Regions from separate parts of the Homo sapiens genome. Here region 1 is linked to region 2. Evidence: read pairs that join two places in POLR2A ChIA-PET (ENCODE). Cell type or tissue: PC-9. All regions are shown on one strand. Each heading gives the region's core, and the rest is flanking DNA. Links, peaks and the distances in the headings are about the cores only.

What was found. Peaks named below come from ENCODE experiments on the same cell type or tissue, not always from the same donor. Only the 100,000 strongest peaks of a DNase experiment are listed, where the experiment ranks them.
Region 1: POLR2A ChIA-PET joins it to region 2 with 6 read pairs; 3 of 35 experiments call an interaction of 5 or more read pairs at or near these places.

What each region holds. Positions count from the first base shown.
Region 1 is chr2:54,134,150-54,146,488 of GRCh38, reverse strand. ACYP2 (acylphosphatase 2) reads right to left here. Exons shown (of 4, transcript NM_138448.4): 2 at 11,020-11,036; 3 at 7,741-7,850. Among named protein-coding and RNA genes, the nearest start is that of ACYP2, 25 kb to the right of the region's middle. RefSeq lists a silencer at 2,343-2,637. In PC-9, for the core only: no CTCF peak of the experiment used is centred there; no DNase peak of the experiment used is centred there.
Region 2 is chr2:54,473,674-54,486,012 of GRCh38, reverse strand. All of the region lies in intron 1 of SPTBN1 (spectrin beta, non-erythrocytic 1), which reads right to left. It also overlaps the pseudogene C9orf85P1. Among named protein-coding and RNA genes, the nearest start is that of SPTBN1, 24 kb to the right of the region's middle. RefSeq lists an enhancer at 1,105-1,615. In PC-9, for the core only: no CTCF peak of the experiment used is centred there; a DNase peak (open chromatin) is centred at 6,362.

The DNA.
Region 1 (12,339 bases), core at 3,235-7,234, 340 kb after region 2:
AGACTGGCCAACAGGGTAAAATCCAGTCTGTAATAAAAAAAAAAAAAAATAGAGGATCAGGTCCATACAGAAGTTCTAAAAGAAGAGGGTCCAAAAGAGATAGGGAAGGAAATTGTCAAAGAAAAAACATTCTCCTCCAAGTGCATTTACAGCAAAATTAAAACATGCACAAAGGCAGATGGTTGTGAAAATGGAGAAGAGAGATAAGTGGAATATCTGACAAACTTTCTGAGGGAATAAACAGGTATAACTCCCAATCCTTTGTATTCGAATGACATCAAACCTCTCAACAGCAACACTGTAAGTTATGGAACTATGCCTTCAAAATTCTTAGTGTGAGATTATTTTTGGCATAGAATTTTGTAAGTCAATCAGTCAAGCACAAGGGTAAATGAAGGCATGCAGAGATGCAAACTTTTTGCCTCTCATGCACCTTTCCTTCGGAAGCTTATAGAGAATTATGTTTCTGCAAAATAAGAGAATAAATCAAGAATGATTAAAACATATGATTAAGGACACAGGAGCCTGCTCTACAGGAAAGCAGCGAAGAGCAACACCAGAGTGACAGTTGTGTAGCAAACCCAGACCCAGACTGGAAGACAGGCCTCCAGGAAAAAGCATGACAGACAGGTTGTGTGATGCACTTTGACATTTGCACATAGATCTGTGTGGGATTTGGAATACATATTGATGGATATATAGAGTTTCTGTTTTCTGTATATAGTCAAACATTAGATTGAACAACATGAAATTGTTGTTTTATAGATTAAAATATTGTCAAGTATTGATAGTTTAATATCATTTGACCAAATTTACAGGTGAATAATATAATGCCGGAAATTTGCTTTAAATACTCTAACAATGACAAAAAAAAAGTTGGAGGAATATATGAAACAAGAATGTCTGAAAGCATACTGTTATTGAAAGTGGGTAATGGGCACATGAGCTTCACTGTCCTTTTTTCTCTATTCATGTATGTGTTTGAAAATCCCATCATAAAAAAATATAAAAAGAGAAAAGTATAGCAACACCAAAATGTACATTTTAATAATCTTTCGCACACTGAACTAATCCTAGGACTGCTTGCCCCAGCCTGTTTGGAAAGTGGGAAAAATCAGTTCCTTCATTCAAGCACTTTAATCAGGTATCCTGTTACTTGCAGCCTAAAGCATCCTAATTTAATCATAGATCCTAGCTGATCAATCCAAAATATATCATGTCATTTATCACAAGGATTTAACAAAATTTTTTAAGTAGAAATCTTCTAGGCCTCGTTCTCAGATTATAATCAAATAAAAATAGAAATAAATAATAAACAATTACTTTAAAAGTTTTAACTGGGAATTTTACAAACACAAACTCAGAATCCCATTAGTTACAGTATTAGTTCAAAGAAGAAATAAAAAATGAAATTACAAACTATCCAGAAAGCAAGGAAGGAACAATTACTACCAAAACCAATGGAAAAGAAAAAAACTGTATTCAGGAGAAAATGCCTAATCACCTTCATTATTAACTTTAAAAAACTAAAAACAACGGCAACTAGGACTCATGTTGAAGACTTAGAGGAGCAACAAACAAAGAAAGAAGAGGAAATTAATAAAGATGGAAGTTGAAATTAATGAAATGTAACCCTCCCAAAAATTATAATCAATAAATCTAAAAGCTGTTTTTTAAAAATATACCAATTAAGTAGATAAATTCTGTCAGAGCTTGATTAAGGAAAAAGGAGGAGAAAATGAAGTTCTACAAGATTAGGAATTTTCAAAGGGCATATAAGCACAGATGCAAAAGAGATTTTTTTTTTTTTTTTTTGAGACAGAGTCTTGCTCTGGAGCCCAGGCTAGAGTGCAGTGGCATGATCTTGGCTCACTGCAACCTCTGGCTCCTGGGTTCAAGCGATTCTCCTGCTTCAGCCTCCCAAGTAGCTGGGATTACAGGTGTGTACCACCACGCCTGGCTAATTTTTGTATTTTTAGTAGAGACGGGGTTTCACCATGTTGGCCAGGCTGGTCTCAAACTCCTGACCTCATAATCTGCCCACCTCAGCCTCCCAGAGTGCTGGGGTTACAGGCGTGAGCCACCGCACCGGCCGAGATTTTTTAAATTATAAAATTTATCGCAACAAATTTGAAAACCTAGAAAAATTGGATAATTTCCTAGCAAAATAAAAAGGAATCCAAGAACATCTGGAAAACTCAACTATATCAGTTACTTGCTGGGTGCAGTGGCTCACACCTGTAATCCTAGCACTTTGGGAGGCCGAGGCAGGAGGATCGTTTGAGCTCAGAAGTTCAACACCAGCCTGGGCAACGTAATGAGACCTCACCTCCACAAAAAAATTTTTAAAAATTAGTTGGACATGGTGGTGCATACCTGTATTCCTAGCTACTTGGGTGGCTGAGATGGAAGCATCACTTAAACCCAGCAGGTCAAGGCTGCAGTGAGCTGTGATTGTGCCATTGCACTCCAGCTTGGGTGACAGAGCAAAACGTTTTCTCAAAAAACAAACATACCAGTTACCACAGGGTAGATTGAAAAGGTGGTTAAAGGTCAACATTGAGAAGGCAGCAGGACCAGGTGATTTCCTAATTTGTTTCCACTAACCTAAGAACAGTAATTCTGATATTTTAGTTATTCCAGAATGAAGAGAAGGATGGAAAACTTCCTAATATGTTTTGTGAAGCCAATAAAACTTTAAAATCAAAACATGATAGAATACCCCCCCCCCAAAAAAAAAAAAAAAAAAAAAAAACCGGCTGGGTATGGTGGCTCATGCCTGTAATCCCAGCATTTTGGGAGGCCGAGACAGGCAGATCATGAGGTCAGGAGTTCGAGGCCAGCCTGGCGAATATGGTGAAACCCTGTCTCTACTAAAAATACAAAAATTAGCTGGGAGTGGTGGCATATGCCTGTAATCCCAGCTACTCGGGAGGCTGAGGCAGAAGAATTGCTTGAACCCAGGAGGCAGAGGTTGAAGTAAGCCAAGATCGTACCATTGCACTCCAGCGTGGGCAACAAAGCGAGACTCCACCAAAACAAAACAAAACAAAACAAAAACCTTACGTGACTTATATATATACAAAAGTTCTAAATAAAATATTGGCAAGCAATACTTGGCAATTCAGCAATAATTTAAAAGAATAACACACTGTAACCAATCAAAGGCTAATTCAAGGAATGCAAAAGTAAAATTTATTGTGATAAAGTATATTTACCTAAAACCAACAGCAAACATCTTTTTACTAGGTGAAACAATAAAACTATTTTAAATAAAGTCAGAAACCAAACAGGCATGCCTGCTATGGCTATTATTATTCAACATTGTCATGGCAGGTCTGACAAATGAAGTCACTGAAACAAAGATACACCATTTTTACTAATTGCATAACTGTATTTTTTAAAAACCCAATAGACTATAGTTTTTTAAAAAACTGATAGAATTAATAAGAATATCTGATAAGGTAATACTATGATATCTAATTAATACACAAAAGTCATTAGATATTCCATATTTAAGCATGAACAACTAGAAGCATAAATGGGAAAGAAATCCATATGCAATAGTGAAAAAGTCATTAAGATACTTAGAAATAACTTAGCAAGAAAAGTACAAAAACCTATATAAAGAAAACCATAAAATCATACTGAAGGATAAATTTTAAAATCTAAGCAAATGGAACAACATCTGTGTGTTCTTAAATGGGAAGATTTAATATCATAAAAATGTCACTTCTGTCTTTATTTTTATTTTATTTTATTTTTTTTGGGACAGGCTACTCCCATTGCCCAGACTGGAGTGCGGTGGTGCAATCTCATCTCATTGCAACCTCTGCCTCCCAGACTCAAGCGATTCTCTTGCCTCAGCCTCCCAAGTAGCTGGGACAACAGGCGTGTGCCACCAACCCCAGCTAGTTTTTGTATTTTTTGTAGAGACACGATCTCGCTGTGTTGGACAGGCTGGTCTTGAACTCCTGACCTCAAGTGATCCGCCCGCCTCAGCCTCCCGAAGTGCTGGGATTACAGGCATGAGCCACTGCACCCAGCCAAAATGTCACTTCTCTTAATTTCAAGAGAATGCCCAATTAAAAAGCAAATACAATAATGGGATCCTAAGACATAAAATGGACATTAGGTAAAAATTGAAATCTAAATAAATAGGGATTTTAGTTAATACTAATGTATCCATATTGGTCCATTAATTGTTAACATACGTATCATATTAATGTAAAATGTTAATAGGAGGAAAACTGTGTGGGGAGTATATGGAAAGTCTCTGTACTATCTTCACAATTTTTCTGTAAATATAAAACTGTTCTCAAAAATAAAGTTTATTTTTGTAATCCCAGCACTTTGGGAGGCTGAGGCAGGAAAGTCATTTGAAGCCAAGAGTCCTATACCAGCCTGAGCAACATAGTGAGACACTATCTCTACAAAGCAACAACAACAACAACAACAACAACAACAACAAAATATACACACACACACACACACACACACACACAAATTAGCCAGCATGTGCACTCAGGAGGTTGACGTGGGAAGATCACTTGAGCCCAGAAGGTCAAGGCTGCAGTGAGTCTAGATCAGACCACTGCACTCCAGCCTAGGAGAGAGAGCAAGACCCTTGTCTCAAAAAATAAATAAATACATAAAGTTTATCTTAAAAGCATATGTGTGACACAATCATGTAAGTTTTCTTTTTAATAAACAGAATAGAATTCCAGTTAAATAGGTAAAAGTATCTTAAAGTTAAGAGAGGAAACAAATGCCCAAGAAAGCAAATAAAAGAATCAAAAAGAACAGTGAGAGGAAATATACTGTGGAGATAGTATAATTAAATCAATATGGTATACTGATGTAGGAACAGAGAAATAGATCAGTGGAACAGAATAGAGAATTCAGAAATAAAATCCAGTCTATATGAGATTTTAACGTATGACAAAAATGTATTTCAATGCAATGGGGGAAAGAGTGATTATTTAGTAAGTGGCGCCAGGACAACTGGCTATTCATCTGGTAGAAAATAGTTGGTCCAATATCTCATCTTTTAAATAAAAAACAAATTCCAGATGGAGTAAATGCTTAAATGTAATAAATAGAGCATCAAGTTAGAAGAAAACCTGGGCGACAACACTTACAATCTGTTTCTTAACCAGAGAGAAAAAAATAGCCATATTTGAGTTAATAAAAATGAAAAACAATTTATGTTGCAAAGCTATCATAGACGAAACCAATAGGCAAATTATAGATTTGGGAAAATACCTGCAAAAGCAATAACAGATAATGGGTTAGTAACCATAACCAATATACAAAGAGCTTTTAAAAATTGGCAAGAGACAAGCAACTCGATAGAAAAATGGGTAAAGGATGTGAAAAGGGAGTTCATGAGAACAAATTCACAGACATAAGCATAAAGATGCTCCAACTTACTAGTCATTAGAGAAATGCAAATTACAGCAAAAAATAATAATCACTCACAACCAATCAGGTAAAAGAAAAATTAGAGAGTACAATACCAATTGCTGACAGGATGAGGAGGAAAACAATGTAAATTGTTTACAGCTGTTTTGTAAAGCAGTCTGACAAATATTTTTACATTAAAAATACATAGCCACTTCAACCAACAAATCACACTCCTGGGAACCTATGCAATCAAAATAAAATCACCAATAAAATTTTATTGCAGCATTGCTCTTATTGCAAAAAACAAGACAGAAAAAAATGCATTTCCAGCAATAAGGTAATAATAAATCTATATATTGTGGAATATTAAGTAGCCAATAAAAAGAATGAATTAGAGATTACCATTCGACTTGAAAGGATTTTCCTGGATGTATCTTTGAGTGATAAAGTAAGATGCAGAGAAGGGAATACACCGTGATCCCATTTTTAAAAAGCAAATATTGAACAAAATCCATAAAAGTGTGTGTGTGCAAGTGTGTGTGTGTGTGTGTGTGAGAGAGAGAATGTGAACATGGAGACAAGCAGAAGAATACACACTAGCTTGCTAACACAGGTTACTTAAGAAGGGTGGAGAATGCAGGGGTTGAAAAGAAAACATGAGCACAGTGTATGATACGATTTCATTTATGTTAAGCAAATTAATCAATGACCCTCTATAATGTGGATTAGGAATATGACATGATTGGTATGAGCTTCTATCTTCCACATACTCCCCGTTTTTAAAAACTATATTATTATTTTTTTCTAGGCTCCCTCGAATCATGGGACATAATCTCTACTTTAAAACTTCCACACAATCATTTGGCATTTTCTCTTCCATTGAACTATCAGTTCTGTACAACGAAAGTCCCAAAATTTCTTGTACATTTTGTGACAATTCTACTTAAAAATATTGTTTTTCATTAACTGTCACCCCACAGTTTGTGAAACTGAACTTTTGGACCCCACTTTTCAATTTGAGGTGTAGTTTTACACACAAACACAAGTATGCACGTAAACATTTAAAATTAGAAAAATAAGGAGTTGATAATTATATATTTACTGTTTACTGAAATGTCCAGAAAATAAAAATACAAATTATGGAAAAATATGCACAAGGTATTCTATTTCGGTAAAAATCAGCAAAACCTTAATTACAAATGCATACTTAACTATTTTTAAGTGAAAGAGAAAGCTGTAGAAAGTATTCCTTGTCAGAGGTTAATAAAGGGGAGGGAAATAGACAGAAAAGTACACATTACAAGTTTTACCTTTATACTTCTCAGTGTTACGTTACTTCACTTATTACAATAAGCAAAACCTATTGCTTTGGAAATCTAAAAATATTAAGTAATGAAAACAAAGATAAATTGCAAACAATAAAATAAATTGAGTGTTACTTAGTACCTACCTCATAAGATCTGTTGTGAAGATTGAGATAATTCATACAAGGTACTTAGCATATTGCCCAACATGTAAATGCTCAATAAATGTTAGCTATTTTTTAATTTAAAAGAAAAAAGACTACAAAGAGCAGTGGAAATTATGAAGCTGAAAACACAAGGCTTTTGAAAACGTCATTGTGTACACAGGACATTTTTCCCCATATTACTGAATCTGGCCTCTCTTGGACTTCAAGGATTCATAGTTTGGTAACCCTCCAGCTCATTAAACACACTCTCATTGGCAGGAAAAATAAAATTACAATTAGATAAATAAAGCACTTAACTGTAAAAAGGAGATGGCAATCTTTTTGCCTGGAACGCTACCCTAAGAACTTCACGAACCATCCTAAGGCACTACGCATCTGTCACAACACTTCAAATGAGAATTACTTGGGCCCTGGACATCTCCCTAACGCTGGAGGAGATGCCACAGGACATACAAATTGGAGAGGGAAGCCACAATTCTTCTCGAGGCCAGCCCAAGTGGGAAGTCCATTCCTAAACATAGAAATGCTACTCCCAACTCTGAGAATTTCTTCACAGGCCTGCCTACAAACATATTAGTTTGATTGTAATCTACAAACAAAATCTGGTCCATCAATACTATTCTTACTGTCCAATGAAACATTAAAGTAGCCTTATAAGGCCAGGCACGGTGGCTCACACCTGTAGTCCCAGCTACTTGGGAGGCTGAGTCGGGGAGATCTGAGCCTGGAAGGCAGAGGTTGTAGTGAGCCGAGATTGTGCCACTGCACTCCAACCTGGGCAACAGAGCAAGACCATGTCTTAAAAAACTAAAAAACAGCAGCCTCATAAATTTCATGTACATGTTATTAATTTTACTACTCACATGGAATTGACTTTGTCTTCTGGCCCCTGCACTTGGCCTGTCACGGTGCCTTTGCTGGTATTCTTCACCCAGCCAACCACTCCTATTTTCCTAGCTTCATCTTCTGTATACTGTTTCAGGAAAAAACAAGAAGAATAAAGTGCAGCATCAAAAGTCTGAGTTCATAACATACTTGATTCTAATATCCAAAAAATGCTAACCTAATAATCATTTTTTGTAGTCAATGCCAACAATTGTATAGATGACCTACAGTAACCTCTACTTATAAGAACCTTCACATAAATGGTATCTTTTGTTAAATTTCACTTTCAGTAAAAACAATTCCACTATCATAAAAACATTATGAAAAACTACGCTGAGAGTGAGAATTATTTCAGAAACAGTTCCTATGATGTGTTTTTGGATACATAAAATTTAGCTGCATTGCCCTTAAGACTGCTAACACTAAATTACATTGTTAACCTGGGTTCCAAATCATAATCAATCCAAGATTCTCAATCACTGAGAAAAAACATATACAATTATGATCAACATAGAGTATTGATAAGCAGAAATAGAGACTACAACACTTCGAAATTTCCAGCAAAAATGAGGGAAAATCATTTTAATAAGAAAATTATAAACAACCCCATTAAAAAGTAGGCAAGGACATGGACACTTCTCAAAAGTAGACATATGTGTGGCCAAGAAGCATATGAAAAAATGCTCAATATCACCAATCATTAGAGAAATGCAAATGAAAACCACAATGAGATACCTTCTCACACCAGTCAGAATGGCGATTATTAAAAAGCCAAAAAATAACAGATGCTGGCCAGGTTGCAGAGAAAAGGGAATGCTTACAAACTGTTGGTGGGAGTGCAAACTGGTCCAGCCACTGTGGAAAGCACTGTGGCAATTCCTCAAAGAGCTAAAAACAGAACTACAATGTGACCCGGCAATTCCATTATTGGGTATATACCCAAAAGAATATAAATTGTTTCATCATAAACACACATACACACATATGTTCACTACAGCAGTATTCACAATAGCCAAGACATGGAATCAACCTAAATGCCCATCAATGGTAGACTGGATAAAGAAAATGTGGTACATATACACCATGGAATACCATGCAGCCATAAAAAAGAATGAGATCATGTCCTTTGAAGGAACATGAATGGAGCTGGAGGCCATTATCCTTAGCAAACTAACACAGGAATAGAAACCAAATATTGCATGTTCTCACGTAGAAGTGGGAGCTAAATTATGAGAATACATGGACACAGAGAGGGGAACAACAGACACTGGGGCCTACCTGAGGGTGGAGAGTGGGAGGAGGGAGAGGAGTAGAAAAAAATAACTTTTGGGTACTAGGCTTTGTACCTGGGTCATGAAATACTCTGTATAATAAACCCCCATGACACGAGTTTACCTATATAACAAACCTATATGAGTACCGCTGAACCTAAAATAATTTTTTTTTAAAAAAGAAAGAAAATTAAACTAGCAAGAACACTAACATAAACATGCTGGTTTGCAGAGTTTTTATAAGACTAAAAGATTCTGATGTTTTCTGTTGGCTCTGGACTTGGCACAGAAATGTTATAATTGTCTATGGGTAGATTTATCTCTCCTATTATTATTAATAGTCTTTTAAAATTGCCTTTTTCTAGCTCCAAATTCAGTTATGCTATGTAAGTAGCAACATTTTGATTTTGAATTATTTTAACTACATCATACTAAAATTTCTATTGATCCAGTCTACTAGAACTCTTTTTTTTTCTTCTGAGATGGAATTTCACTCTTGTCGTCCAGGCTGGAGTGCAGTGGCGCCATCTCGGCTCACTGCAACCTCTGCCTCCCAAGTTCAAGCGATTCTCCTGCCTCAGCCTCCCAAGTAGCTCGGATTACAGGCATCTGCCACCATGCCCAGCTAATTTTTGTATTTTTAGTAGAGATGGGGTTTCACTATGATGGCCAGGCTGGTCTTGAACTCCTGACCTCAGGTGATCCACCTGCCTCAGCCTCCCAAAGTGCTGGGATTACAGGCGCGAGCCACTGCATCCGGCCTTAGAACTTTTCAAAAACATACTCTTCTCCTGTATGGAGGCCAGGGTGATCAAGATCTCTACACTCCACATCCCCAGCTGTATGAAACAACACAAATCAAAATGGTAACAGCTAAGACTGATGTAAGACGTGGCCCTGAAAATAAGTCACTTTCTTATTAGATAATAACGAAAATGGAGACAATCTGAATTTTGGGGGATGGGGCTGCCTCATAATAGAGATTTTACCAGTGGGAAAATATTGGAACCCTCAGGAGTTGGGAACCAGGGACCTAATCTAGTGACCCACCTCAGATAGTAGGTGAAAATGCATGCCACAATTAAGTTGTAGGAAAGGAGTACTTTAAAAAAATTAAAAATTTAAAAGCAACATGGAGCCAGGCATGGGCATTTTGGGAGGCCAAGGCAGGTGGATAACTTGAGGTCAGGAGTTCAAGACCAGCCCAGGCAATATGGTGAAACCCTGTCTCTACTAAAAGTTAAAAAAAATTAGCTTGGCTGGGCATGGTGGCTCACACCTGTAATTCCAGCACTCTGGGAGGCTGAGGTGGCTGGATCACTTAAGGCTAGAAGTTCAAGACCAGCCTGGCCAACATGGTGAAATGCCATCTCTACTAAAAATAAAAAAGTAGCTGGATGTCGTAGCAGGCACCTGTGTAATCCCAGCTACTTGGGAGGGTGAGGCAGGAGAATCACTTGAGCCTGGAAGGCGGAGGCTGCAGTGAGCTGAGATCGCACCACTGTACTCCAGACTGGGCAACAGAATAAGACTCCGTCTCCAAACTAAATAAATAAATTTTAAAACACGACGTGGCGCTTAATCTGCTAAATCCTGGGAACCACTTCATTATGCAACATTAGCGTGTTTTGTTTTGCAGTGCAACATATGTACCGTTGCCTAGAGGATTTCTTCCATCCAGAACATGTAGAAAGTCCCATACTTTGTATTCAATACACCTAATCAAAGCGTTTCATTAAAATCACCCAAAGAGAGGTACTTTTGAATATAGAAAATGTTAAGTAAATACTAAGAAGGGTACAATGTTTTTAGCATTAATAAAAATCTCAATCAGTAATTTCAAAGAAATACATATATTTCTTCATTTGCTGTCAAGGACAGGGAGTAAACAGTAGACTAGCGCCAAGTAGAAAACTGCCCTATCTCTGTAATTGGGAATAACAGTGGAAAAAAAATAGCAAAATAATAAAGATTGTACTGACTTACCATTCTGAAGCAAACACCTGTATAAAAGAAAGATAAAAAGAATTGTCAGCTTGTCCTCCTTTAAAAGGTTATATGTTTCCTGACTTAACTTTTATCTAGGTGGTCCCCATTTATCCTTGGTTTCACCTTCTGCAGTTTCACTTAATCCTCCATCAACTGTGGTCCTACAATATTAAATTTAAAATTCCAGAAATAAACAATTCATAAGTTTTAAATTGAATGCCTTTCTGAGTAGCATAGTGAAATCTCATGCTGTCCCACCCATGAATTATCCCTTTGTCCAGCAGATCCACACTGTAGACACTCTCTTGGTTATCAGATCGACTGACTTGGTGGTACTGCAGTGCTTGTGTTCGAGTAACCCTTATTTTACTTAATGATGAACCCCGAAGCACGAGAGTAGTGATGCTGGCAAATGCGCCAAAGAGAAACCATAAAGTGCTTCCTCTAAGTGAAAAGGTGAAAGTTCTCGACTTGATAAGGAAAGAAAAACATTGTATGCTGACGCTGCTAAGATCTAAAGTAAAAACAATCTTCTGTCCATGAAACTGTGAAGAAGGAAGAAGAAATTTGTGTTAGTTTTGCTGTTATACCTCAAATTGTAAAAGTTATGGCCACAGTGTATGATAAATGCTTAGCATATCGAGGGTTCTACACTATCCACAGTTTCAGGCATACACTGGGGTTCCTGGACTGCATCCCGACCCAAGAACAAGGGGGAACCCCTGTATTTATTAAGTGGTAAGTAAATGAAATAAATAAAATGTTTACTCTGAATATATTTAGAAAGTGTTTTTGAAAATTAGTTTCTTTTAAAATGAAAAGAGAAAAGGAAGACTTTTTGGAGAAAAATAGTAATATTCTGCTGAATCCAAATAAATAAAATGCTGAAGCACATATTTATTCTATTTTTAAATGCTAAATAAAACAAAATAGTTATTACAGGTACAGTTGAGTATACTTGGCATAAAATTTAGCTGTCCTCAACTTTTAAGATATCTTCTTAAAATGTAAGGACTAAATACAAATTTAAATGTAATAAAACATTTGTGTATTTTATTTCTAGTTATAGAACCAATGAAACTTATGAAATGATATGCTTGACCATAACTTGGCTTCTGAAGCCTCAGTTCTTTATTTATTTATTTATTTATTTACTTACTTATTTATTTATTTTAGAGACAGGGTCTTGCTCTGCACCCAGGCTGGAATACAGTGATGCAATCGTAGCTCACTGCCCCCTCAAACTCCTGGGCTCAAGGGATCTTCCTGCCTCGCCTCCTGAGTAGCTAGGACTCCAGGCATGAGCCACTGTCCCTA
Region 2 (12,339 bases), core at 4,690-8,689:
CTCCGGGACGGGGCGGCTGCCGGGCGGAGAGGCTCCTCACTTCTCAGACGGGGTGGTTGCCAGGCAGAGGGTCTCCTCACTTCTCAGACGGGGCGGCCGGGCAGAGACGCTCCTCACCTCCCAGACGGGTCGCGGCCGGGCAGAGGCGCTCCTCACATCCCAGACAGGGCGGCGGGGCAGAGGCGCTCCCCACATCTCAGACGACGGGCGGCCGGGCAGAGACGCTCCTCACTTCCTAGATGTGATGGCGGCCGGGAAGAGGCGCTCCTCACTTCCTAGATGGGATGGCGGCCGGGCAGAGACGCTCCTCACTTTCCAGACTGGGCAGCCAGGCAGAGGGGCTCCTCACATCCCAGACGATGGGCGACCAGGCAGAGACGCTCCTCGCTTCCCAGATGGGGTGGCGGCCGGGCAGAGGCTGCAATCTCGGCACTTTGGGAGGCCAAGGCAGGCGGCTGGGAGGTGGAGGTTGTAGCCAGCCGAGATCACGCCACTGCACTCCAGCCTGGGCACCATTGAGCACTGAGTGAACGAGACTCCGTCTGCAATCCCGGCACCTTGGGAGGCCGAGGCTGGCAGATCACTCACGGTTAGGAGCTGGAGACCAGCCCGGCCAACACAGTGAAACCCTGTCTCCACCAAAAAAATACGAAAACCAGTCAGGCGTGGCGGCGCGTGCCTGCAATTGCAGGCACTCGGCAGGCTGAGGCAGGAGAATCAGGCAGGGAGGTTGCAGTGAGCCGAGATGGGAGCAGTACAGTCCAGCTTCGGCTTGGCATCAGAGGGAGACCATGGAAAGAGAGGGAGAGGGAGACCGAGAGGGAGACGGAGAGGGAGACGGAGGGAGAGGGAGAGGGAGAGGGAGAGGCGATTGTTTTCAATATTTTATTTTTTCTGGTTCCTTACTGAACGGAATAACAATGTCTTCTTTCTTTCCACATTCTGTGCAAACTTCAAGTTCATAGGCGCATGGTCTACACACTGTGTGATAAGAATCCTTCACTGTCTTTCATAAACATTTAACACATTTTTTAGGTTTGATAATGGTTTGTATTTTTTGTATTTTACACGACACTCAAGAACTTCTTTATAGCGCTGACATACTATATCAGGAAGTTTTGCATTAATTTTCTTGGTCTGAACACTCTTATCAAACTTGTCATTTTTGAAGCTAAACGTATTCTGGTGCTTGAGGCCTGGAATGAGCCACATTGCGCCTTTCTGGGAGCTTGTCTCCGACACAACCACCCCACGCCGGGTACAGGCAAAAGGATGAAGGGAAAACCAACGAACTACTCCCAGGAGTTAACACTTCTCTACTTGTCCTTTGAAATTCTATCCTATAAAAGGCCTCAAACATCCATAAGCATAGAGGAATAGTGGCACCCTGAAGAGTTACCAGGATGGCAACTACAGAAGACACTTGTCATCAACGCTGGCTTTCCTATTATTCCTCTTAGCATTCTTTTTCGGCTTTCCAGCTTCCCATATTCCTGTTCTTAGGAGAAGTTAACATTTCCTACCTTGCTCTCTGAGCTTGAGGAAAGAGAATATAGAAAATGGCAAAATAAAAGTGTGAAATGTAATTAAAAATAGCAGATGAGTACTAACAAAAAGTCTAAAATTTACTGACAATGGGAAAGGAAGGAGAGCAGGCCTCTTCTGGCAGTCAAGAGCAGGACTGAAGTGAATGAGAGGAAAATAAACACAATTCCCAAGCATATAAAAGTCCTAGGAGGGCCCCGATAATTTATTTCTCAGAGAAAGGCAGTTAATACCGTGCAGTTATCACTTGCCAACAGACATATTTGGTTTTGTTTTGTTGTTGAGACAGGGTCTCACTCTGTCCCCCAGGATGGAGTGCAGTGGTGCAATCACAGCTCACTGCAACCTCTGCCTCCTGAGCTCAAGTAATCCTCCAACCTCAGCCTCCCAAGGCACAGGCACATACCACCATGCCCAGCCAATTTTTGTATTTTTTGCAGAGACAGAGTTTCACCATGTTTCCCAGGCTGGTCTCGAACCCCTGGGCTCAGGTGATCTGACTGCCTCAGCCCCCCAAAGTGCTAGAATTACAGGCATGAGCTACCATGCCCAGCCCCAATACAGATATTTGGATACAACCCCGTCAAGAACACTAACCTGACCAGCGGAACAAAGCAAGAAGGCAATAAGGTCTGCAACAGGCACTTAAACTTCACCCTGGTTTAACAGCAGACAATGACAAAACAGGAGAAACTCTTTGAAATGACTCACAGGCCCTGTGAAGCCACTGGGGGTCACACCCCTAAATCACCCAAGTGCCTTTGATCCATGCATTCTCAGAGCTCTTCCTACCCACTTCCTGTGCCCAGGAACACTTGGCATTTTCTTTATAGTGGGCTCACAGAAAGCAACAGAAATCTGCTCCTGGGGAGGTGCTAATGTCCAGCGAAATGCAGGAGACAGGAAGGCACAGCAAAGAGCCTGGATGGTACAGACCAGACTGCGGGCTTCCAGACAGCCTCTCCACGTGAGGGTTTCTCACGCCTGCAGGAGGAACAATCTCCAAAAAGGTCCTGCTGAGGGAAGCAACGGGTAGAAAATCCGCATCCTTTGGTATACACTTCATGTTTCCTCTAACCCCTCGCTTTTCCGTGACCCTACCTTCCTTGGATCTTATGTGCTATGTCTGAACAAACATGGAACATAATTGATTCCATTCTTAACCCCGTGGTGCCCAGTGCTCCAAGAACATGGGGGCCCATAATGGGAGTTTATTTCACGGGAAATATGTGCTAGCACTGTCCTTGTTTCCCACACACTAGAGATGAGCCAGCAGAGGCAAACTATTGAGGCAGGTCTTTCTCCAGCAGAAGAGATAAAAATCTCCTCTCACCTAGTTTAACCCCAATACTCAGGCTTCGGTTCCCTTCCAGGGCATTCCTCGGCTCTGAAAGAATAAAGCTGCATTCTCTCTTCCCTGGCCCGGCCTCCTCAGGGTCACATTTGCCTGCCCCCAGTCCTCACCACACCCCTTCGGGCCAGCCTGCTTTAAACGGGGCCTTTCTGTAAGATGTGACACATAATCCATTGCACCAACTGCTGTGGGGCTTCTGGTGCCAAAAGACCATTGAGAAAAAGGCTGCTTAAAAAAGTATGGAGTGACTCAGTACTGCCAAGTCCTGTGGGATTACTTATTCCAAGCCTGTCCTTCCTGTGTCAGGCTTCTTAAATGTTCATGCTCCTCCCATGTTTTGTTGACACCCTAGATCTAGGCTGCCCAATGAAACTGTCTGCTGTGATGGAAATGTTCTATATCTATACTATCCAACAGGGCAGCCATGAGCCATGTGTGGCTACTGAGCATTCGAAATGTGGCTAGTGTGACTGAGGAAATGAAGTTTCAGTTTACTTCATTTTAATTCACATAAACATAAGTAACTTCCTGGTGCTCATGGCTCCCTACTGGACAGCACAGGCCAGAGACATAATTTTGAGGGGAGGCCAGAGGATAGCATGCATACTTGGCTTATGTTACAATCACCTGAGGACCTCTTGCAAGTCCTGGTGCCCATTCTGTATCCCAGACAATTCAATCAGATTCTCTGGAAGTGGGACCCAGACATCTGCATTTTTTCTCTAATTGTTTCTAATTTTTTCTTTTTTTTTTTTTCCTGCTGTAGAGATGAGGTCTTGCTATGTTGCCCAAGCTGGTCTTGAACTTCTGGACTCAAGTGATCCTCCCTCCTCAGCCTCCCAAAGCAATGGAATTTCAGGCATGAGCCACCATGCCCGGCTGACACCTGCATTTTTTTAAGTCTCCTCAGGGGATGCCAATGCGCTGCCAAGATTGAGGATCAGTGCTCCAAAATGTGAAAATGTCTACCATTAATAGTCAATCCCTATCCGACCAGGCACTTCAAACACCAAAAACTAAGCCATGTAAATAATGAGGCCAAATATCCCACTCATCATGCAATCCTGTGGTACTATGCCACACCTCAGGCTCATCAATAGCAAAACCATGTCCAAAAAATGGGCTGCTTTATAAAGGAAGCCATGCGGAGGAAAAGAGACAGCTCAGAAAAGAAGGTAAAAGGAGGAAGCAAAGAGGTTTTACAAATAACTGTCAGTATATAAAGCCTGGCTAGTATCAATCTTTATATACAAATAATTCATTTTCTGGAAAGTTACCAGTTAACAATAAAACACACCTCCAAATCTAGTACTCCGAACAAACAGCTTTAATTGGATTCCTTCCCTTGGCTAACCCATCCACACACTCTCTGCGCCTAACAGTAAGCTCTTACCACTATGCATTTTTCTTCAAAAGATTATCTGAAACCTGTGCTTTTTCACTGGGGACATTAAACTCTTTAAATGGCAGCAATTAAAAAGCCGGTATTGGTCCAAAATCCATTTGCTCTGGCTCACTCTTGTCCAGCAGGCACAAATCTCAACCTTTACTTGCCATTACTAATTTCACCAAGTGTATCATTAATCTGGTGAAGCTTTTCCTCAGGGACTTGGTTTAACAGAGGCATCATATCCAGAGTTTGGAAAACAAACAAACAAACAAACAAAACAAAACACACACACACACACACACACACACACACACACACACACACACACACACTCAGGTTTCTGCAGCCTCTAATCTTCCAATCAGCATTTCCCAAAGGCATGCCATGCCCTTCAGGGTTGACTGCTGATAGAGTTCCAAAGCTGGGGCAAAAAGCTCACCAGCACTTTCTGGGCAGCACTGCTGAAAATCAAAAACAGCAAGAGAGATTCTAATGGGAAGAGTATCTGAAGGTTACTTTTTTTTTTTTCCAAACCTGTTCTTCATTTCTAGGATTTTATTATCATCATCATCATTATTACTTAGAGATGTGGATTTTGTTTGTTGCCAGGCTGGCCTCAAACTCCTGGGCTCAAGTGATCCTCCCACCTCAGCTTCCCAAGTAGCTAAGACCACAGGTGCTCACCATGGCACCAGGATGAATGTCACTCTTAATGACAATAAAAGTAGCTCCCTCTACATTGACAAGTGAAATATAAATGACCCAAAATTAACCCCCTCCCCAAATTATTTAATATTACTAAAGTAATTCAATTATAAAACCGAGAACTCCTAGAGCTGGCCAGGGCTTCAATAAGTCACCTTAACTAATGGACTCCCCTGCAAGGAAGAAGAGCTGGCTTAAGTTCATCCACATTCACAGCCAATAAGTTCTCAAAGAGCAAATGTAAATCCCTGCTGCTGTGGCAAACCAGACTGAATTCTTTTTCATCTTGGCCTTTGTGGGAACCAGCAGCAGCAACTCAGTGATGACTTCTCAACCATCCATTCCAATGGAGGGTAGACAACATGGATTTTTTAAAAAATTAACACAATACTTATAAAAGGATCTGGACTACATGTTTCATATACATCTGAATGTGGGTTATACTGAATAGAATAAAAATTCTTTCGGATTACAAAACTAGGATTGCTAGATAAATACTGGACATCAAGTTAAAGCTGAATTTCAGATAAACAATGAATTTTTAGGATAAGTATGTCTCAAATACTGCATAAGACAAACTTACACTAAAAAACGATGTGTTGTTCATCTGAAATTAAAATTTAACCAGGCATTCTGGCTTCTTTTTTGTTTGATTTTGTTTTTCCTAAATCTGGCAACCCTGCATATCACTACTCTGGGAAAAATCCAACTTTTAAAAGAGGCAGAAGAGGTTGGGCTTTGCCACTCCCCACCCACTCAACCTCCCAACCATTCTGTATCTCAGCGCCAGCTGTTCAAAAGGTGCTTTCCAGTGTAGATGCTAATTACACACAACCTGATAAATGAGTGTCCCAATACCCAGCACCCATCTCTGGGCCACAGGTGCTAATTATATAATTAAGTGCCACATATACACGTAGCTGAAAAAGTAAAAGTCAATTTTACTTTCTGAGCCTTTATCTGAGGAAAGGGCTCAGATAAAGCAAGCAATTAAGTTTGAGCAGGTGCCATAAATGGAATAAGCCATTAGTAAATATTAATGTTATTAAAAGCAAAGTTTGCTTGGAAGGCTGAAGCAGGAAGATCACTTGAGCGCAGGAGTTAGAGGCCAGCCTGGGCAACACAGTGAGACCTTGCCTCTTGGAAAAAAAAAAAGCAAAATTTGCTTGGGAGAAATAATATAAAGATAATAGAAAGCGAACTGAATACTTAAATGGTTATTACATGAATTAAGTACCCTAAATAATTTTTTAAATAGCTACAACTATTGAATAGCTATGTGCCAAACAACATTGCAAAACTTTACATGTTTTATTGCATTTAATCTTAACACCCTAGGAAGTGAGTCATGTCCCTTCCACAATGTGAAGAAACCAAGACACCAAGATTAGGTAACTTCGTTAAGACTAGAGTGACCATGTTATCTGGTTTGCCTCAGACCTTCCTAGTTTATGCCTGCTGTACTGGTACAACTATTAAAAGTGTCTCCTTTCATTCTCATAAATTACCTAGTTTGGATAATAAATTATGTGTTCACCTACCAAAGACCACAGTCAGTAACCAGCAGAGGCAGGGTTCCAACCAGGCAGTGTGGCTCCAAGAAACAGAACCTAACCACTGTAAAATACTCCCTCCCAAGTCCTACCTTCCACAGAAGAGGACTGGAACAATGGGATTTATTTATTTAATTTTACCAATCATACCTTAGATTTCTTACATGGTTACAAACCAACTTGGGGGGGAGGCGGTTGGTAAGGGTCATGTTTTCTATAACTATACTTTATTTGCCTTTAAATCATTGCTATACACAACACAAGTCATCTGCAGGCAGAGAAGACTCTGCAGTCAGCCTTCACTGACATCCCTGGGCCTGAAAATGTTTAAACATTTCAACTTAATCAAAGTATCTGGTCAAATATTTAACCAGATCTTTTTCTATTTTAAAACAACCTTTACTTTCCTTCAGCCTGGCCAGGCAGCCAGGACACTCAGTTGTTTGTTATTTTTATTAAAACAAAGGTGGACATGCAGTAGGTTCTGGCTTTTAGTTCCATACACAATGGGCTTTCCTCCTTTCCCTAGTAATAAAACATATATATATATACACATATATATACACACACACTCACATATACGTACATACATCTTTTTTTATCTCTGGTATTGTGTATTTTCAGAACACTTTCTATTTTCCCAGCAAATGTTTAACCATTCATGCTATTAACAGTTTGACAACATGAAAACAGTAAACATGAGCATAAACTTGTAGGCTTACTTCATTTATATAATTTTAAAATGCATCCCAAGTGGTTCCAATTAGCAGAAGTAAGATGCCTTTCAAGGTTCAGCACACTGGAAATAGTTGCAAGGACACCAAGTACTTCCACATATCTGTTAACAGCAATAGTTTCAGCCCTTACTCTTGTGTGAAGCTGTGTGATTGCACCTAGCCTCTCGGAGCTCTGGACTCTTCTTTGATACAATCATGTGGATGTACTAAGATCTACAGGGTTCGGCCCAGACCCAAAACTTCCAATTCTATGATCCTCTACAATCTTTCTGACTGTGAGCTGCACCCTGTAATGTGAAAACACTGCTCTTCCACGAAACTCCCCAACATTTGACCAGGTCCAGAGGGTGGCCCATCAGGGGACCCACTACAGGTCCTTGAAGAGTGAGGAAAAAAAACAATCCTCTCTCAAAGGCAGACTTACTCCAAGGCTACCATCACTGGAACCTGACACAAGCATCTGAGGGCATGAAACACGAGCGTTCTCATAAGAGAGTGAAATCTCTTCCCCGGGGAAGACCTGCCACAGACAAGGGCCCTGGGACCAGGATCGGACAGCTCTGTGGCAACTGGTGCAGGTTCCCATGTTTGTCATATCCCTGGATACATTAAGCCTGATTCCTGTCAGCCTCAGACCATGTGAAAAATGTTTTCTTAATGTATGTTTTTGTGATGGGTCATGAATGCTTTTTCCACAATACTGGTATCAACAAAAAGGATAAGACTGGGAACTGTGGCTCTGAAGAAGGTTTTCTCTGCCTCAAATCCTCCCAAGTCACCTTTAAAAAGCAAAGTCTACTACCAGTCTTTTTTTTTTTGAGATGGACTCTTACTCTGTCACCCAGGCTGGAATGCAGCGGCATGATCTTGGCTCACTGCAACCTCCGCCTCCCAGGTTCAAGCAATTCTCCTGCCTCAGCCTCCTGAGTAGCTGGGATAACGGGCACCCGCCACCATGCCAGCTAATTTTTGCATTTTTAGTAGAGACGGGGTTTCACCATATTAGCCAGGCTGGTCTCGAACTCCTGACCTCGTGCTCCGCCCACCTCAGCCTCCCAAAGTGCTGGGATTACAGGCATGAGCCACCGCGCCCAGCCTACCAGTCAGTCTTAATCGTAATGGCAGCAGGAAAAGGGTAGGGTGGGGCTGTGAGGTAACTGACAGCTTTAAAAGTGTGTTTCCTGTCATAAAACAGCAATTGTCCTTCGCACCTGTTTACTCACAAAGGAAAAAAGCAAACAAAACAGAAAATGAAAAAAGAATTCTTGGCCTGGATTTAACATGATTTCTAATAGAAAGTGAATTAATTAATTAAAAAAAAAAAAAAAGGTAATGCCACAAATCCGAAAGTCTGGGGAGTTAGAGAGTTTAGTCTTTATCAAGTTTTACCCATGTACAGTTACAAAACGGGGGTTGGGGAGGCTGCTCCTTCTTACCTAAAGTTTATTACATGAAGTTTACAGCCATTTTAAGTGAAAACTTCCATACTAAGATTTGTTACATACGCAGGCATAAAATCCCTGGCAACAAATGTTGTGTTTAAATCCAAAGTCTTCTGGTAGAGAAATATTTAATACCTCTTGACAAAAGTTATCTCTCTGTTTCTTATCAGAGCCCTCATTTCAGTAGTATCTCATTTCAAAACTTCTAGAAAACTTGTTACAGAAAGTCAAAGAGAACCAAGAAAAACACTGAAGCCAATAAAAAAAAAACTCGGTGTGTTTGGACCATCTGTCCAAACCAATTTAATTTTTTTATAACCACTAAGATATGTGGTCAAAGTTTATTTACCTTTCTCTTTTCAATGGTAAGTTTAGAACACAAAGGCAACTAAATGAAGAAAAAGTCCTATGGATTCAACACAGGCATGTAACCAGTAATAACTAATTTTTAAAAACACTGCCTGCAATTTGATTTGCAATAGAAAAAATCTCTCTTCAAATAGTCAACTCTTTTAACAAACAATAAAAACAAAGCTTCTTCCCAATGCAAGTATTAATTAAAATGCAATTCCAAATACTTGCTTTGTATGAGAACAAGTTAGACAAATTAGGGTATCCCAAAGCATGTTCAACAAAACCTGCATCCGAGAGAGGCTATGAAAAGTAAGAAAATAATTCAAAGGTCAGGTAAGTTTGGGAAACATCGTATGTTACTCTCCACCTCCAGAATGCCTGTTAGGATACAACAGCTCGGAGACGACCTTCACTAAAGAGGCCTAGTACATGTTATTAAGCCCAGCATTCTCCAGATTTACTTGACCAGGAGATGCCCTTTATCAACAGTACATGTGAACATACTGCAAAACTGGTGCTTCAAAGAAGCTGATGGGAAATGCTGGATTCGACCATATTACCTACTCTGTTATCTATGTTTAGTTAGAAACTTTTAATGATCACACATACCCAGTCTCTTCTTTTTGTGGCTACATGGGAGGATTACTCTTACCTGCTACCCTAGCATTTGGGCGGGGCATTTGATTATTCTGATCAATGGCCTGCATCTAGCCCATCAGTCCACCGTCCTTGAGTGAGGATGGCACAGAGCACCCTGCCACCATGTGACGGACAAGTAACATGAGTGGAAAATACGCATCTGTGAGTTTGAGCCACCGAGATTCTGGAGATCTTTGTTACTGCAGCACCAGCCTAACCTGCCTGATAAACTATGGAAGGGAATTTTTCTTAAATAAACCTATATATAGTGACCAGAAGTGACAAAATAAATATATAGAGAAATGTGGAATAAGCATACAACAAGAATGAACCTTTAAGGCCACTTTGGTCTAAAGAATCTCATTTCAAGCACTAAAGAGCAGTGAATTAAAACTAAACACTCTGGTATGGACTAATTTGAAGCATCAAAAGTTTTGTTTGTAGTTTGTGGAGGTGAGGCCTTTGACACAAGAAAACTAAAACTCTATTACATAATTTGTCTAAATTCATACTGTTAATAACAGTCATGTGCCTTACCGATGGCTGTATTCTTTTCACTAAACAATGAGTCTGAATTAGTGGAAAATACTAAATGATGAATTTAAAAAATAGTTTTGAGTTTCATTACTCCAAGGCACTCTGTAAGAATGCCGTTCTGTGGCTCAAACTCACAGAAGCATGTTTCCCACTCATGTTACGTGCCTGTCACATGGTAGCAGGAGGCTCTACCATTCTCACTCAAGGACTCTGGCTGCAGTCTGGACACAGGCCATTCCTCAGAACTAGTCCAACATGCCACCAAAATGCAAGGGGAGCAGGCAAGAGTGATTCTCCCATGTGACCACAGAGAGAAGGGACTGCATATCTGTCATCATTAAAAGTTTCTAAACATAGATAACAGCATAGATAATGTGGTTTAATCCAGCATTTCCCATTAGCTTCTGTAAGAATGTGGAAGTATTATGGAACCAAAAGGAGACAAACTGTTGCCAAACGGAAGGCCCTAAGCTTTTAAAGAATAAGCTGTTCTTATAATTGACAAACTAACCGTTTGCAAGGGATACATCCACTTTTCTTTTTCTTTTTTGAGACGGAGTTTCGCTCTTGTCACCCAGGCTGGAGTGCAGTGGCGCGATCTCAGCTCACTGCAACCTCTGCCTCCCGGGCTCAAGTGATTCTCCTGACTCGGCCTCCTGAGTAGCTGGGATTATAGGCATGTGCCACCACGCCCGGCTAATTTTTTGTATTTTTATAATTTTATATTTTGTATTTTTATAATTTTTTGTGTTTTTGTATTTTCACCATGTGGCCAGGTTGGTCTCGAACTCCTGACCTGAAGGCAATCTACCCGCCTCAGCCTCCCAAAGTGCTGGGATTACAGGCATGAGCCACTGCGCCCAGCCTACATCCACTTTTGAAAACAAAGTTTACTTTTTCAAATTATAGAAGTAACATATGCTTACTGTAGAACAGCAGAAAATACAAAACAGCTCTGAGACAAAAGCAAAAATCACAAGGAATCTCATCCATTCTCCCCTCCCCCAAAAACCTTAATATTTGTAGTATTTCCTTATCCCTTTTGTATATTTTTCTACATAGTTACGGTAATTCCATTTATATAATCTTGTGTTCTGCTTTTTCTCCCTATGTTAAAAACCTTCCCATGTTATTAGAAGGTATTCCATAATAATATTAAAGTTTTTATTAATATAGTAAATAATACTTACATATTTCCAGGCACTAGTCTAACTGCTTTACCTATAACTTATTTAATCCAACCAACCCTATATGGTCTGTACTATGATTATCCTGATCTTACTGATGAGGAAACTGAGACCGAGAAGGGTTAATGACTTGCTCAGGGTCACAAAGTGGGCCCATGGTGAAATCAGGTTTTAGACCCAGGCACCACAGCTCCACGGTCAGCACTTTTAACTACACACTGTATTGCCTCCAGAATATATAGTCCACCCTGTAACTTACCAATGATGGACTTTTAGGTTATCACCACTTAAAAAAATCATAGTAATGTTACAATAGACATCTTTATAGGCATCTGAAGCACTATTTTATCTAAGCCTATTCAGACAGCAAAACTTTTACCAGTTCAACAAGTTCAATTTATTTTCAGCTAGCCAACAACAGCTGTAGAAACATCTAAAATGGCTAGCATTTCATACACCAACTCATTACTCCACCTACCAGTGGTATGAACTTCCATGTGGGCCTCACCTGTCCACCCTGCTGCCATCTGCAGCAGACTCCAATGTTTCCGTCTGCCTTCACACTGCAGAAGGAGCCAGTTAAAACCCTGGGTCTGTCTGACTGCATCCCCCAGTAGATATAAGCAAATTCCATAGATTTTTTATGTCTGGAATATTTTAAATGCTAAGCTTATTTGTTCCTAGTCCTATAAGCTTGTGCCAGTACAAGGCATACAGACGAGGAGACAGAACATCCCATATACATGTGTAAAATTTAAAATGAATGTTTTTCTAATTCAGACAATAATCCAGAAAAGGAACATTTGAGTATTTAACTTTTTGCCTGCTTATCGTATAATGAATGACTGAATTCTCCTGCAAGGTTAAAGGAATGCACACTCTAAATTAATAGATGG